Regions from separate parts of the Homo sapiens genome. Here region 1 is linked to region 2. The links are chromatin contacts, found by Hi-C in ENCODE. All regions are on one chromosome and are shown on one strand. The core of a region is the stretch at or near the end of the contact, and the rest is flanking DNA. Distances in the headings are between cores, read along the strand shown. Region 1 holds the start of ACSS3 (acyl-CoA synthetase short chain family member 3). Region 2 holds the start of MYF6 (myogenic factor 6).

Region 1 (6,986 bases), core at 3,495-5,994, 370 kb after region 2:
AGCTGGGATTACAGGCATGCACCAACACACTCGGCTAATTTTGTATTTTTAGTGGAGCCGGGGTTTCTTCATGTTGGACAGGCTGGTCTCAAACTCCCGACCTCAGGTGATCTTCCCGTCTCGGCCTCCCAAAGTGCTGGGATTACAGGCATGAGCCACTGCGCCCGGCCAATATGTTTTTTAATTAGAAATAACTTTCAGTTGTTTTGTTTTTTCAGAAATAAAAATAAGATTAGTGGAGGATATTTGGCTGCTAGAATGAACTGGAGTTGTAGAATGCCTTCCCATCTATTGGAATGTTACATGTTTTAAAATGATTCTTTCATCTGCCTTTTTCTTCTTCTTCTTTTTTTTTTTTTAACTGCAGTTACTATTTGGGAATAAAAAGAAAGTTTCAAAATAGGAGTCTACAATTTTATTACTATGTATGATTTCATTTTAGACATTTAAAAGCTATTTTTTAAGCCCTGAAAATCAGTATATTTTCCAGAAACCCTTTGTTAAATCATAATAAACTTGCAGTGTTTCTGCAGGGGCAAACTTCAGCTCAGCCCTGCTGCACAGATGAAGTACTTTATGCAAACCCCTCCACATATACTTGCTAAGTTTTCAAAATATTCAAGAAACCAGAAGCATGGAAGTTACAAGCAAACCTTTTTTTTATTTTTTTGCGACAGAGTCTTGCTCTGTTGCCCAGGCTGGAGTGCAGTGGCATGATCTCGGCTCACTGCAACCTCTGCCTCCCAGGTTCAAGCGATTCTTCTTCTCAGCCTCCCGAGTAGCTGGGACTACAGGTGCTCAGCACCACGCCTGGCTCATTTTTGTATTTTTAGTAGAGACAGGGTTTCACCATACTGGCCAGGCTGGTTTTGAACTCCTGACCTTGTAATCTGCCCGCCTTGGCCTCCTAAAGTGCTGGGATTACAGGTGTGAGCCACTGCGCCCAGCCACAATCAAACATTTTAGTAGCTCTAATACTTGTAGTTAGACATTTGGCTCTTAAAATAGTTAGGTGAAAATATAAATTTTGTGGCCAGCAGAATGCATTATTTTAAAATTGTTACAATTTAACTACTTTCTCTTTCTCTTTCTCTCTCTCTCTCTCTCTCTGGTAAAAACGTTAACCTCTGCTAGTGATGACCAAACCTGGTAAAGATTGTAAAGTGGGAAAAATTGGATTGTAGGATCCTTATATCTTTTCTCTCTTTTAATTATAGTTCCACTCTGTTCTTCCTTTGTATTTCAGCATTTTTTCCTTAGGCATTAGTATTCTTTTTTTTTTTTTTTCTTTTGAGATGGAGTCTTGCTCTGTGGCCCAGGCTGGAGTGCAATGGCCCGATCTCTGCTCACTGCAACCTCCGGCTCCCGGGTTCAAGCGATTCTTCCGCCTCAGCCTCCTGAGTAGCTGGGATTACAGGCCTGCGCCACCACACCTGGCTAATTTTTGTATTTTTAGTAGAGATGGGGTTTCACCATGTTGGCCAGGCTGGTCTCAAACTCTGGACCTCAGGCGATCCGCCTGCCTCAGCAGGCATTAAGTATTCTGACTCCAGTTTTCTCCCCTCCCTTCATTCTTTCTTGAGCAAATTTCCACACCTTTTTATTCTCTCTGATCTTTCTCTGCACTGTCTCCATTATTTTGCTCTTTCCATTTGCTAGAATGCTTCTCTTAAATAATTTTGTCAATAAATCTGCTTATGATGTTTTAAAATGCCATCCTGAATAGCATATTAATTATACCATTATGACATACAATGAAATAAATACTATGCATTAATAAGCTGGAGTTTTAGCATGCTTAACCATTGAAAAGATTGTGATTACCTTGTACCTCAAATTAATTAAAAATATAATTTTATTTTTTGAAATAATACAGAATTTATATACATGCTTAAATTAAAATTGTTTCTTTTGAGAGGTTCTGATTGTTAAATTTTAGGTATGTTAATTTGCAGGGTTGAATTTTTAGATTATTTGGTTGTTCACTGGCTTGGCTGCTGTCCTAAATTAGCTTGGCTTGCTACTGACCCAATGCTAAGCAGTTTACACATATTTGAACCTTGCAACAATCCTGTGAAGTAAGATTATCAGCTTCAGATTACAGATGCAGAAACTGCAGTTCAGAAAATTAACTTTCCAAATTTTCACACCTAATAAGTGGCAGTAGTGTAATAAGATTCAACCTGAGACTTCATGGCTCATGATTTTAATCTTTTCATATGCTTAATGACCAATCAACAGGCTCTTGGTGTCTTAATTTAAAGGCTAATAGTTTATCCTGAGGTACTGACTTGCATTTGACACTATTTACACTCGTCTGTCTGGCTGTTTGTCCAGTACAATCTTCTAGTTCCACTGGCCTTGCTTGCTCTACCTGTACACTGAACACTCTCAAAACCAGACCCACTGCATTTGCTGGATTGTGTCTACACTTATGCTCTCCCTTCAGCCTGAAATGGAGCTTACAGTAACAATCTATTGTATACAATTACTTTCAAAAGAAAAAATGGTATACTGATGGGTCCAGAAAAAGTGGTTTCATCTGGCGATACGGGGGTCTAACTTTGCCTCATGTGATCTTGTAATCAGTTCCTTGTTTTTAAGCTCTGAACTTCATACTTCCTTCTGAACCTTCAGAGGAACCCAGCACCTCCAAAACTTGAGACATACCAGGTTCCTAAGGAGAAAATGGATTCTCCTTAGGAAAATCTATTTTCTCCTCCACAAGCTCCTCCTCCCACTTTTAAATCATATTCCACAGATTCATCTTCTTTCTATTCTTTCATTTGGTTTCTTTTCTTTTCCTGTTCTCTTTATCCTTGTAGGATTTTTACCACGACAACCGCCCTCTTTGATTCTCTTTCAGTGGAGTTTCTTTAAGGAGAAGAATGAATGTGGCTATTCAATTTGTCATATTTTACTGGAATTCTAAGATTTTTTTTTTTTTTTTAAAGTAGAAGATACTCAGCCTGGAATTAAAATGGTGGACTTTGGAGTCAGATTCCCCTCCTTGTTCAAGTTGTGGCACAGAGATAAAATGATCGTATTTGCACAGTATCCTGGAGTGAGTGACAGGATTAGAGTGGGTTTTCCCCTAGCCCTCCACCTTGAGGTGTCAGTAAATTGTATCACGGCATATCTGTAATTCAAAGCATCTGGGCTTTGAAATACTGGGCATCCATAAAGTTTGAATCCTGACTGTTTCACTTGCTAGCTGCGTGGCCTTGGGCAAGTCGATCTATCTCTATACTAGCTCCATTTGTAAACATGGGATTATGATTCCCACTTCTTGGTACTTTCATGAGAATTACAGGAGCTAACATTTGTTTAAAGTGCCCAGTATAATGTGAACACATGCTAGGTGCCAATAATAAATCTGTCGTTCTGGAAGGATGAAGAGGTTAAATGGCTTTGTAACTTTCTCTGGATTTAAATGGTGACTGTGTCTTTGGCCATTCGACATTATTTGATTTGAGACCTTTGGAAGGACTAAAGTAGACTGCAGATGTCAGGGAAAAGTCTAGTGCCTTGCCTCTCAGTGGAAAGGGAGGTGGTTATTTAAAGAAATATTCTCTGTTTTGCATTGCACTTACCTCTGTTCTGTTTAGCCTTTATCTCCACATTATTCTTTTCCTGCAGAATCATTTGTTTACGGATTCTCAAGTTATGATCCTTCCCAAGGTCAGGGGCATGCCACTATTTCTCACCTCAGATTTGGAAATACGTATCTTTACATTTAAAACTGCAAATACTGTCACACCAAGACAGAATGTGTTTGGCATAATATTAAGGCAAAAGATTGCATCTGAATCTCGCTAAAGCATGAATAATAGCGGAGCTTGACGAATGTTAAACCTAGACAGTACTATATACCACCTTTCTTTTTACATTTTCCCAGTTTCCTCTTTTGATTCATCTTTACTTACTTCCTATTTTTGTTTTTTGTTTATTTGTTTGTTTTGTTTTCTCATTAGAAAAGCCACAGAAACTCCAAGCAGGCAAATTAGAAGGGAGGCAATGCAACAAGTCCTATCTGTTCTCTGTCTAGATCACATGCGGAGTCTGGTCAGCAGGTGAATCCGCATCCCAGTGGGGTCACCTTCCCTGTGACCTGTCAATCACCCCAAGAAGCACTTCCCAATTTGTCTGGCACAACCTCCTTCCACTCCTCCTACCCTCTCAGTGGTCAGGAAATCCCGGAGCAGTCCTTGCCCTGGAGCTGCTTGTGTTTTTAGTAACCAGGGACTGAGCTGATTTTGAAAAATCAATCAATCAATAAATAACAATCAAAGAGCCTTGCCTCAACGCACCGAGTTGCTGGTTTCCTGCAGGTCAGAGGCGATGCCACCTCCACCAACGACCTTCCAAAGATTAAACCAGCCGTGTACAAACTGCTGGATTGAAAATTGAGAGATGGGCCGTTGGCCTCCTCCTAGGAGTACTTGTGTGTTGAAATCGGAAGGACGTTCTGGAGTTTGAGCGCGATTTTTCCCGGAAGGCTGCGGGGTTGGAAGTGCATGTTGGGGTTTGGATCTCGTGCAGCAGCGCAACTAACCTGCTGCAACGGCGCTGTGACACCCCTGTCCCGGGGCCCCCACTTTAGCCTGTTGCTTCTCTGGTCGCTCCAGGTCGGTTTTTCCCGGCGACTCTAGTGTGGCTTCCAAACTTCTGGGCTCTGGGCTCACTTCGGAATTTGCCCCCGCCCCCTACTCCCTTCCCTCAGGCCCCAGGAAGTTGCAAGAGTACCATTTGTCGCACACTCGGGGACCGCGGGTGGCCGGAGGAGATGAAACCGTCTTGGCTGCAGTGTCGTAAAGTCACCAGCGCCGGGGGGCTCGGAGGGCCCTTGCCTGGGTCCTCTCCGGCCCGGGGAGCCGGTGCGGCCCTCAGGGCTTTAGTGGTCCCGGGCCCGCGGGGCGGTCTCGGGGGCCGGGGATGCAGGGCACTGTCCTCCGGCAGTGGCAGCGAGTACAAGACCCACTTCGCAGCCTCGGTGACCGACCCCGAGAGGTTCTGGGGCAAAGCTGCCGAGCAGATCAGCTGGTACAAGCCCTGGACCAAAACGCTGGAGAACAAACACTCGCCCTCTACCAGGTGGTGAGTGACTTCTGTGCCAACCCTGATCCCCCATCCCTGGTAACTTTTTGGGCGCCAGGACCTCCCTGGGACCTGGAATCTGGCATTCTATCACGAAAGAAAATTGAAACTGGAGATGTGTTCAGACCCCTCAATTCGTGTTTCATTTCAATTTCATAGTCAGTTCTCTTGCCTTCTGCTCTTGAGAGACCCTGTTACCTATTGTGAACCCAGTGTCCCATAAACGGGAGATTTACCTGACTGGCAAGGTTCTGCTTTGGCAGTGGGAATAGTAAGAAAACTAAAACAAGATCCTGCCTCCAGGGACCGCACAGTCTAGTAAGGGAGATACTAGGTAAACAAAGCAAGCGGTACAAGAAACTAGGGAATTATAACTAAGTATCCTCCTACTATGGGGAGGGAGGGTTAAGAAAAGACTTCAATAAAATCGCACCCCATAAGGGTTTGGAAGGATGGGTATGTCTTCTCGAAGTCGACAAGGCCCTAATTATCAAAGTTCTAGAGGTGAACAACAGCTTGAACTGTGACTGAGACAGTGACTGCCAATGATTGTGTTGGCTGGAGAGGTGGGAGGGGAAGTGGTGAGTCAGGGGCTGGGTCCGGAAGGGATTTATGTACTGTGCTAAGTAGCTTGGATCAGATCCATAGGCCTGTTGTGTATATGAAGCTGCAGTATGGGGTACCCAGAAAGAATACAGATAGATATAGGCCAGGTGATGTTAGAAGTCATGGTAGGAGTAAAGTCTTCCACCTGGAGTTGGAATTATAAGAAGTTATAAGCATGATTTTTTTTGCGTTACAACAAACGCAGACACATTGTAGAATAAATATCAAGCTTGCTAAGATACTGAGGGTGAAGCACAGTCAGTGATACTCTTAGAGTGTGGCTCCTTATGTGTCTGCCCTCTGGGGGTGTGATTGCTCTCATCTGCCAGCCATTAGAGAGGATGTTTCCTGTAAAAGTTTGAAAAACACTGCTCAGCAATGAGATGAGGGGAATGATATGGTCAGGTTTGCAGTGGACGAATGGCTCTGTGGTCAGAGCAAGAAATCTGGAATGGAATTGGCTAGAGCCTGTTCTGTGTCTCCACCATGCCCAGTCCTCTCAAAAGTGTGTGGGGATGACATGGTGTTCCCTTTAGAATCTGAGCACCTTGCCCCTTCCTATCAATTATTTTTTCAATAGTATTTGATCGGTCCTCTTTTCTGTGCCAGACAGTGAACAAGACACTGGGTGTTCAACAATGAGTAAAACCTAGTCCCTGCTTTCTAGAAGTCATAAAGATTAAAAGCATGGACTCTGGGGCCAGACTACCTGGTCTGAGTTTGGCTTCTCACAGTTACTGACTGTGTGTTCACAGTCAAGTGACTTAATCTCTCTGTGTTTCACTTTCCTGAAATGCAAATATGGAAATAATTGGAGGCTTAACTTAGTAAAGGATGAAGACTATGTCTTTATACACTAGACCCTATACATGTTAGAGGAAGAATAGCTCTCTTTGTATTCTCAGACCATAATTATCTTAGGAGCAGGAAACTCTCCTAGTATTCCTCAGATGAAAGCACAGAGATTATTGCATCACTGTTTCTCAAAGTTCTGTGTACAAATATCTGTCATAAAATATGGTACTATAAATGATTTTATGTGGCCATCTCCATTATAAAACTAATGTGCAGAGAATTCAGTTAAGAAGCCACAGGTATATTCTAAATGAAAAACAGTGAGGGCCAGACCTAAGGCAGTGGCAATAAGAATGGAGGAGAAAGGACAGATTGGAGTGATTCGAGAGGACAATTAGGGATCAGCAAAGGCCCAGGAGAGAGCTTTGGAAGTGAGTGTCAATGTCCCAGCAAGTAGAGCTTAAGACCAGGAGATTTCCTTTTCAATA
Region 2 (7,214 bases), core at 1,228-3,727:
TATTTTTCTCCCTTATTTTTCTCTGAACATACTAATTCCAATAATAAAAGTACTTTTAGAGAGGATGCTACATTTTTGAGGTGGGTTTCATGTTTTTAAAAGTTTAATTTTTATAACATCCTGTAAATATGGACATCTTTTGTCATTATGCCAATGTTACGGATTAAACATCTGAGAATTTGAGATAGTAGAGTTCATTAAATCCTCACAGGCCCCAAAAGACTATAATCTAGGCCTTCCCCATCCCAATTCCAAGGCTATTTCTCCCATTTGGTCTGTTAATTTAACTCACCTCTTTAGATTCAGACTCCATGAGAAGAGAGATTTTTTTTAATGCTTTATCCTTAGCACCTAGGACACTATCTGGCACTTAGTAGGTACCCAATAAATGCTGAATAAAAAAAATTAGTCATTTTTATCTTAATGTTCTTAATGATTTTTATCACAATAATCTTAGTTAACTTTTCAAATTGTCTTCACATTTACAAGAGACAACATAAAGTGTGGTTAAGAGCACAAGCTAATTTTCTATAATAGATGTTAGATTATACCCTGAGTTGCTGAAACTTTCAATCTGCAGTTTTAATTGCTGACTTGAGCAACCAAGAAACTGGCGAAAATAGAAAAAAAAAAGTCACAGAAGAAGTATTGGCCTCTTGCAACTCTTCTCTCTCCTTCTTACCATTCCAAAAATCTAAGAATAGTATTAAACTTGATAAGGAATAAAAACAGCCAAAAATATCAAAGCTTAACATCCAGTCTGTGGCTCAATAGAAACTGTGAAGAATCATCTTCTAGAATAGGCGACTTGATTAGCTAATTTCTAAATTATCTGACAGTTGATTTCCTGCATTATCTTCACTCTATTCATTTTTTAAAATAAAGTCATAAAGAACACAGCTTATAATCATTACTGCTTGGGGTAGAGCAATAAGATTTTATGTTCCCACATAGTTTTTGAGGCACTGACTATAAAGACCAAAACCAAGGTCAACTGACATCCCAAAGGCCAGTTACAGCTAGGAAGTCTTTCTAGAGCTCTAGGAGGAAAGGTGAAAGGAAGGGAAAGAACAACAAAACAGAGAGAGGGAAGAAAAAGAAAAACCTCTCCAACAGCTATGCTTTATTTCATTCATAGGAATGAGTCTTTGCCCTAACATGGCTTTATACTACAAATGATAACTACTGTTCATCAAGCAGCTATGTGCTATGTGTTTCACATGCATGGTATCATTTGATTGAATCCTCACTAAAACTGTAAGGAAACCACTATCATCTTGAAGACATCAAGATCTAGTACTTACCCATGGATATATACATAGAAATTAACCTTGCTAGGACTTGATAGTTCTTTGGAATCTAGGGCCCCCGCACTTGACCTTCATATTGTACTGTCTCCCGAAGAACAATACATGTATCTTGTGGACCATGGGCAAGCTGCAATTTAAAAAATGCTGTTTCCTTGCTCGTGCCTTGGTTGCTAACCTTTCTCACTTAAATCCTATCAAACAACTTATTTGGAGTCAATGGATAGTGAGAATGCAAAAGAAAAAGTGGTGAGCACACAGTGTGCAGAACTGGAATCATAAGAGAGGCACCTTGGAGGGGGCCACAAGTAAATGCTGAAATATCAAGTAGCTGTGGTGTGAGTCTTGTTTTCACTAAAACTATTTTTAAGGAGGAGTTACTACATGTATTGTAACCCCATCCTCTATCCCACTCCCTACCTCATATGTAATACTGCTCCACAAATGGAAGGGTACAGAATTCAGATCCTGGTTGCCCCTCTCCCCAAAGGAAAAAAAAAAAAAAAAGATAGTCAAGGACGGTCTCTATGGAAGGACCCAGAGAATCATTTCATCCAGTATCATGGGATGTGAGCACCCTTCAGCAACCCCCTCCATTTCCCAAATCATCTTGCAGCCTTAGTAAAAGAGAGGAAAGAGATTTACCTGCTTCTATTGAGGTTGAAGCCTGAAAGTCATGTATAACCTTTGAAGCACTGTAATGGTTTTAATCACAGGAATAGCATCTTTTTGAGAGGCAGGAGAGAGAAAGGAGCTGAACCACTCTGCAAATATTAACCCGGCTATTTTGGAGCAATGGCTATTGCCTTTGAAATCTTTCATCATGGGTCTATACTTAGAATTCAGATGAGCGCAGGGGGAGGGGAATAGGGCAATGTTAATCCCCAGTTGTTTTGAAGTTGTCCTGTAAGCAGGTTAGTATCTAAACTGCCCAAAATGGAAGGGTTCAATGCTTTGTTTAAGTTATGTGATTCTCTCTGTGTAACCTGGTCTGCACATAGATTGTCACAACACTCTGGGAGGTGACACTTCTCAGTTTTCTTTCAAACTAGATGTTCTAGAGAGCACTAGCTGCAATCACATTGGGAGACTGATGCTCCATGACAGCTAAAAGTTGGATTGAGTTTCAGGAGCTACTATATATAAAGCTGGGTCGACTTATGTCACTGCACTAATTAAATGCCATCTGGGTGGTTCCTCTGGGTTTTTGAGTCCATCACCCAGTTCAGATCGAGTCAGAGGCCAAGGAGGAGAACATGATGATGGACCTTTTTGAAACTGGCTCCTATTTCTTCTACTTGGATGGGGAAAATGTTACTCTGCAGCCATTAGAAGTGGCAGAAGGCTCTCCTTTGTATCCAGGGAGTGATGGTACCTTGTCCCCCTGCCAGGACCAAATGCCCCCGGAAGCGGGGAGCGACAGCAGCGGAGAGGAACATGTCCTGGCGCCCCCGGGCCTGCAGCCTCCACACTGCCCCGGCCAGTGTCTGATCTGGGCTTGCAAGACCTGCAAGAGAAAATCTGCCCCCACTGACCGGCGAAAAGCCGCCACCCTGCGCGAAAGGAGGAGGCTAAAGAAAATCAACGAGGCCTTCGAGGCACTGAAGCGGCGAACTGTGGCCAACCCCAACCAGAGGCTGCCCAAGGTGGAGATTCTGCGGAGCGCCATCAGCTATATTGAGCGGCTGCAGGACCTGCTGCACCGGCTGGATCAGCAGGAGAAGATGCAGGAGCTGGGGGTGGACCCCTTCAGCTACAGACCCAAACAAGAAAATGTAAGCCTAGATGCTGCCGGGGCAGGGAAATGCGAAGGCTGATTAAACGCCTTCCGCGGGGCCTTAACCTCCAGCTGCTTGGTCTTTTTTCCCTTCCCCCTTTCTCGCCCGCCCCTCCCGCTCCGTCTCTAATGAACCCCCAGTGACCCAAGAAGACCGGGTGCTTGCAATAGGCAGGAAATGCGTACCCGGCCCGAGGAAGCAGGAAAGCCGCCCCCCACCCCACCCCAACCCCGGAACCGATGTTTCTTTCCTAATCTGCCGCTGCCTTGGTTTTCCCTCCAGCTTGAGGGTGCGGATTTCCTGCGCACCTGCAGCTCCCAGTGGCCAAGTGTTTCCGATCATTCCAGGGGGCTCGTGATAACGGCTAAGGAAGGTAAAGTAAAAGGGCTCTGGGCCGCACCAGAGAAAATCCGGGAGGTGGATAGGATGCTTGGGCCGAGAGGGCTCGAAGCGAGAGCAGGGACGCGCCCTGCGAAAAGGGCGCTCTTTGCGCGCCGGGACCAGGCCTTTCCTCGCTGCCAAAGCGGCCTCGCGCGGGGCGCGGAGCTGCTTCGTGTTCCTTCTTTGGGTGCTATGTTTGTGTGTTGTTTTTTCGCTCAGGAGGAGCAAGTATTGATTCGTCAGCCTCGAGTAGCCTTCGATGCCTTTCTTCCATCGTGGACAGTATTTCCTCGGAGGAACGCAAACTCCCCTGCGTGGAGGAAGTGGTGGAGAAGTAACTGAGCCTGCGCTTGAGACCTTCTCCACGCAGCAGGAAGATCCCACCGACCCTTCCTGGCCTAATCCTTTAGATTAGGTCACATTACATTAACATTTAGGAACCCAGACCGAAAAGTTGCTGAAAGGGAAGGAGACACATTCACAAAGAAACGTTGCGAAAATTGCGAAATCTGTTGTGCATGCTCAAATGAAAACGCCTTTCGGCTTTGGGCTTTTATTTTTTTGGAACTGCGAGTGGCTTAGGTCTAGCCTCATTTTGTTTTTGTTTGGTTGGTTTTATACTATATTAACTTTTATTACGGTGATCCTTTTGTGCCATGTTCAAAAGAAGTTCATTCCTGTCTAAAGTGGGAAAGTTGCATTTAATGTTAGGGGTATTTAATGTATTTTTGTAAATAGTTTAACACTTTCTTTTTTTACGTAAACCTGAAATATATTTTAAATGTGGAATGATGTATATAAAATGTGCGAGGATCCTGGTATTGTAATATTAAAAAGAAGTTTCTATATGAACAAAGTTGGTCCTAATTTGATGGAACTGGAAAAATATGTTTGGAGGCATGTGTACAAAAATAAAGAGGAGCCATATTTTAATTTAGACACCACACAAGCCCATTTATTTGGGTGTTTCCTTACATGCCAATTGAAAGGAAATTTGGCTTTCCTTAGTCTGAATTAAACTGGATACTGTTCTCTCTCTCGTAGACCTCACACTTGTCATTGGAAGTGAATAGTGCCCAGAAGAAAAATGTCATTTTTCCTTTTATCAGCATCTTTTTCCGTCTGGTTTTACACTCCTATACCTGGAGATCTGGGTGAGATTTACTTACCCAAAGTTAACAATGGAATTTTCAATCTAGGAAAATATGGTTGCAAGAAATTACCACACCAAAACTGTGCTCATTTCCCAAAAAGATCTTCAGCGGATTTACCCACAAACGGCCTTCCCTCTTAGCCTTCCCAGGCCGCTCTTGTCCTGAAGTGTGGATCTGGAGTTCCCGGGGCTGCATCCGGCATCCTCAGGGCCGGATCTCGGGCCCCCTCCCCAGTTTTCTTGAACTAGACTGGTCCCTAGCAGACTGGAATATCCTCAAGGCCTCGTTTGGCTTGGGTTTGTTTTCCATATACGAAAGATAAAAGAAATGGGCAATCTGTCTCTGGAGGTGGGGTGGGCTGCTTTGAAGGGAGGGCGGCTTCAAGTGAGGGAAGGTTTCAATGGTTGAGGGCAAAAGACAACAACAACACACATGCAACCTCTTAGCCGAGCCAAACAGCAAAGCCCCAAAGAGGCTAGAAGCCCCAGGAGCTCCTCACCATGCGGATTTTACAACGTGTGCCAGGTTTGTTTATCCTGTAACCTCAGGAAGAAACGACCACCAAGAAACACAGTGGGAAGTGAGGCAGATGAGAGGAGGAAGCCATTTCTTTTGAATTGCGACTCCTCTCTTAGATTCTGTAAGTGGCACCTTCACTCCCTTCCCCCACCCCTGAACTTCTACCTTTCCTCCTCCTCCCCAACAGCTAGTCTTCAGTTAGCAGACGTGAAAATCAAATCGGATTCAGTATTTCCCAGCCCACCCTTTCCTTCCTAACCCTCCAAAGGCTGTACTTTCTTGTTGCGCACCTAAGTTCCAGATAGCACCACAGACAGTGCCCCCTGGAGGTACAGAGCTGTATCTTGCCCCTTTTTCCTCTCAGAAAGGAAAGCCTCTTCCTGGCGATAGTAGTCACTGCGTTTTCTGAGTATATGGGAAATTCAGATTTCTTCTGAAACAAATTTAAAAGGCAGAAAGGTTCATAGTGGAAGCTGACATTGACATACAATCTCTTTTAAAGGTTTGGGAGAGGTAGGTGGGAGATTTAGCTGAGCCTGTGTGGGGTTGGCTACCTAGATGGAATCCAGGCTGCCACTGTCTAGGGCTAGTCACTGCTCATTCTTAGTCCTGTTTCCTCCTGAGGTTGTGAAGATTCACTGAGATAACACATGTGAAGTGCTTAGCCAAAATGGCACAAAATAAACACTAGATGCCAGCTCTCTTCTTCATTAGTCAATTCAAAGACCCTTTTCTTCCATCAAAAGCCATAGTTTCTTCAGCCTTTCCTTGCTCTGGCTGGGGAAAATATTGACAACAATGAGAACAAAAGCAACATAAATGAGCCATTCTTAGTATTTAAATATTAACTCATAATCCTACAACAGATGAGAGAGGTACTGCGAAGATCCTTGGAACAGAGTTTCCTGCACTTGGTTAAGTACTGCATAGAGCCAGGATTCAGAGCCAGGCAATTATCAGTGGATTCAAGCCTGTGTTCTTAACCATCATGCTCTGTGAAACAGATGCCTTGGCACATTGTTAATTTCTTTCTTTCCTCCTTTTTTTTTTCTTTTTAAGGGGTGATGTGTCCCTGTTGCCCAGGCTTGAACTCCTGGATTCAAGTGATCCTCCAGCCTCAGCCTTTCAGGTAGCTGGGACTACAGGCCCATACCACTGAGCCCAGCTTGCCTTGGGAAATTAATAAGCAACATTTTATGGTCTGGGGAAAAATTTGGCTCTCCTTGGCGTTTGTTTTCTAAAAGCTCTCTCTCAAGAGTGGCTAGCTACCGAACTCCAAATTAGAGCAGTAACTTAAAAAAATAAGTGGTAAAGCATTTCAAATTATCCAACCAAAACATGTGTGAATATGTCTGGGTAGTGTCTATGCCCATTAATTATGCTTATTAGATGCCCATCATTTTCTCCCTGAGAATCAATAGGGATTTTCCCCAAATTGTATATATGCACACTTCTATTTTTAAAATTCAAATTTATTATGCAACACAAAATAATGTAACTGATTAGGTGAACTCATTTAATTTATAATTTAGCCTATACTTATAGTAAGATCTGTGTTATAAATGGCTCAACAGCAGAATGCTTTTATTAATTCGTGGACTTTACTTGTTGATGGATTTTATTCAGTCTTTGCAAGCCAAATCCTCTCTATCTCTCTTAGCTGGGTAACTTGAGAAATTGTTTGGAATAAGTTTGCCTATAGAAGTCTCTTCATTAAATAGAGCAAATATTTCCCAAAGACTTCATGTGACCTCCACTGCTACAGATGACATGTTAGGCTTTCCAGTGAAATCCTTGGTGTGTTTGCAATTAAAATGTTTTTGTTTGATATTAATGATGATAATCTTTACTGAGGCCAAAGCCAAAATAAACAGGGCTGTGGAAGCAGATAATCAAGACATAATAACTTGGTAAAGATAAGCAATTTGGGATTAAATTCAAGCCTCTTTCCAGAGGCAGGTATAAAGTTATCAAGTACAAAATAATGAGTGATTTTCTTTATTATATTACTACAGAAATAATTTGCAGAAAATCAAATGCCAGCTTTCATACTAATTTTAATACCTGGATCACTG

What was found. Hi-C counts contacts between places; a loop is a spot of excess contacts on that map. Pooled maps may share reads with other maps.
Region 1: a pooled map of psoas muscle shows a loop between it and region 2 (2.7-fold over the local background). The contact joins the promoter of ACSS3 here to the promoter of MYF6 in region 2. A Hi-C loop is called at or near these places in 2 of 50 pooled maps.

Annotation. Positions count from the first base shown.
Region 1 is chr12:81,073,335-81,080,320 of GRCh38, forward strand. ACSS3 (acyl-CoA synthetase short chain family member 3) reads left to right here and starts at 4,745. Exons shown (of 16, transcript NM_024560.4): 1 at 4,745-5,097. The coding sequence starts at 4,787.
Region 2 is chr12:80,705,157-80,712,370 of GRCh38, forward strand. MYF6 (myogenic factor 6) reads left to right here and starts at 2,478. Exons shown (of 3, transcript NM_002469.3): 1 at 2,478-3,082; 2 at 3,368-3,458; 3 at 3,686-4,318. The coding sequence starts at 2,564. The coding sequence ends at 3,804. LOC105369867 (a long non-coding RNA gene) reads right to left here and starts at 2,082. Exons shown (of 5, transcript XR_007063388.1): 1 at 1,953-2,082. RefSeq lists an enhancer at 2,278-3,187.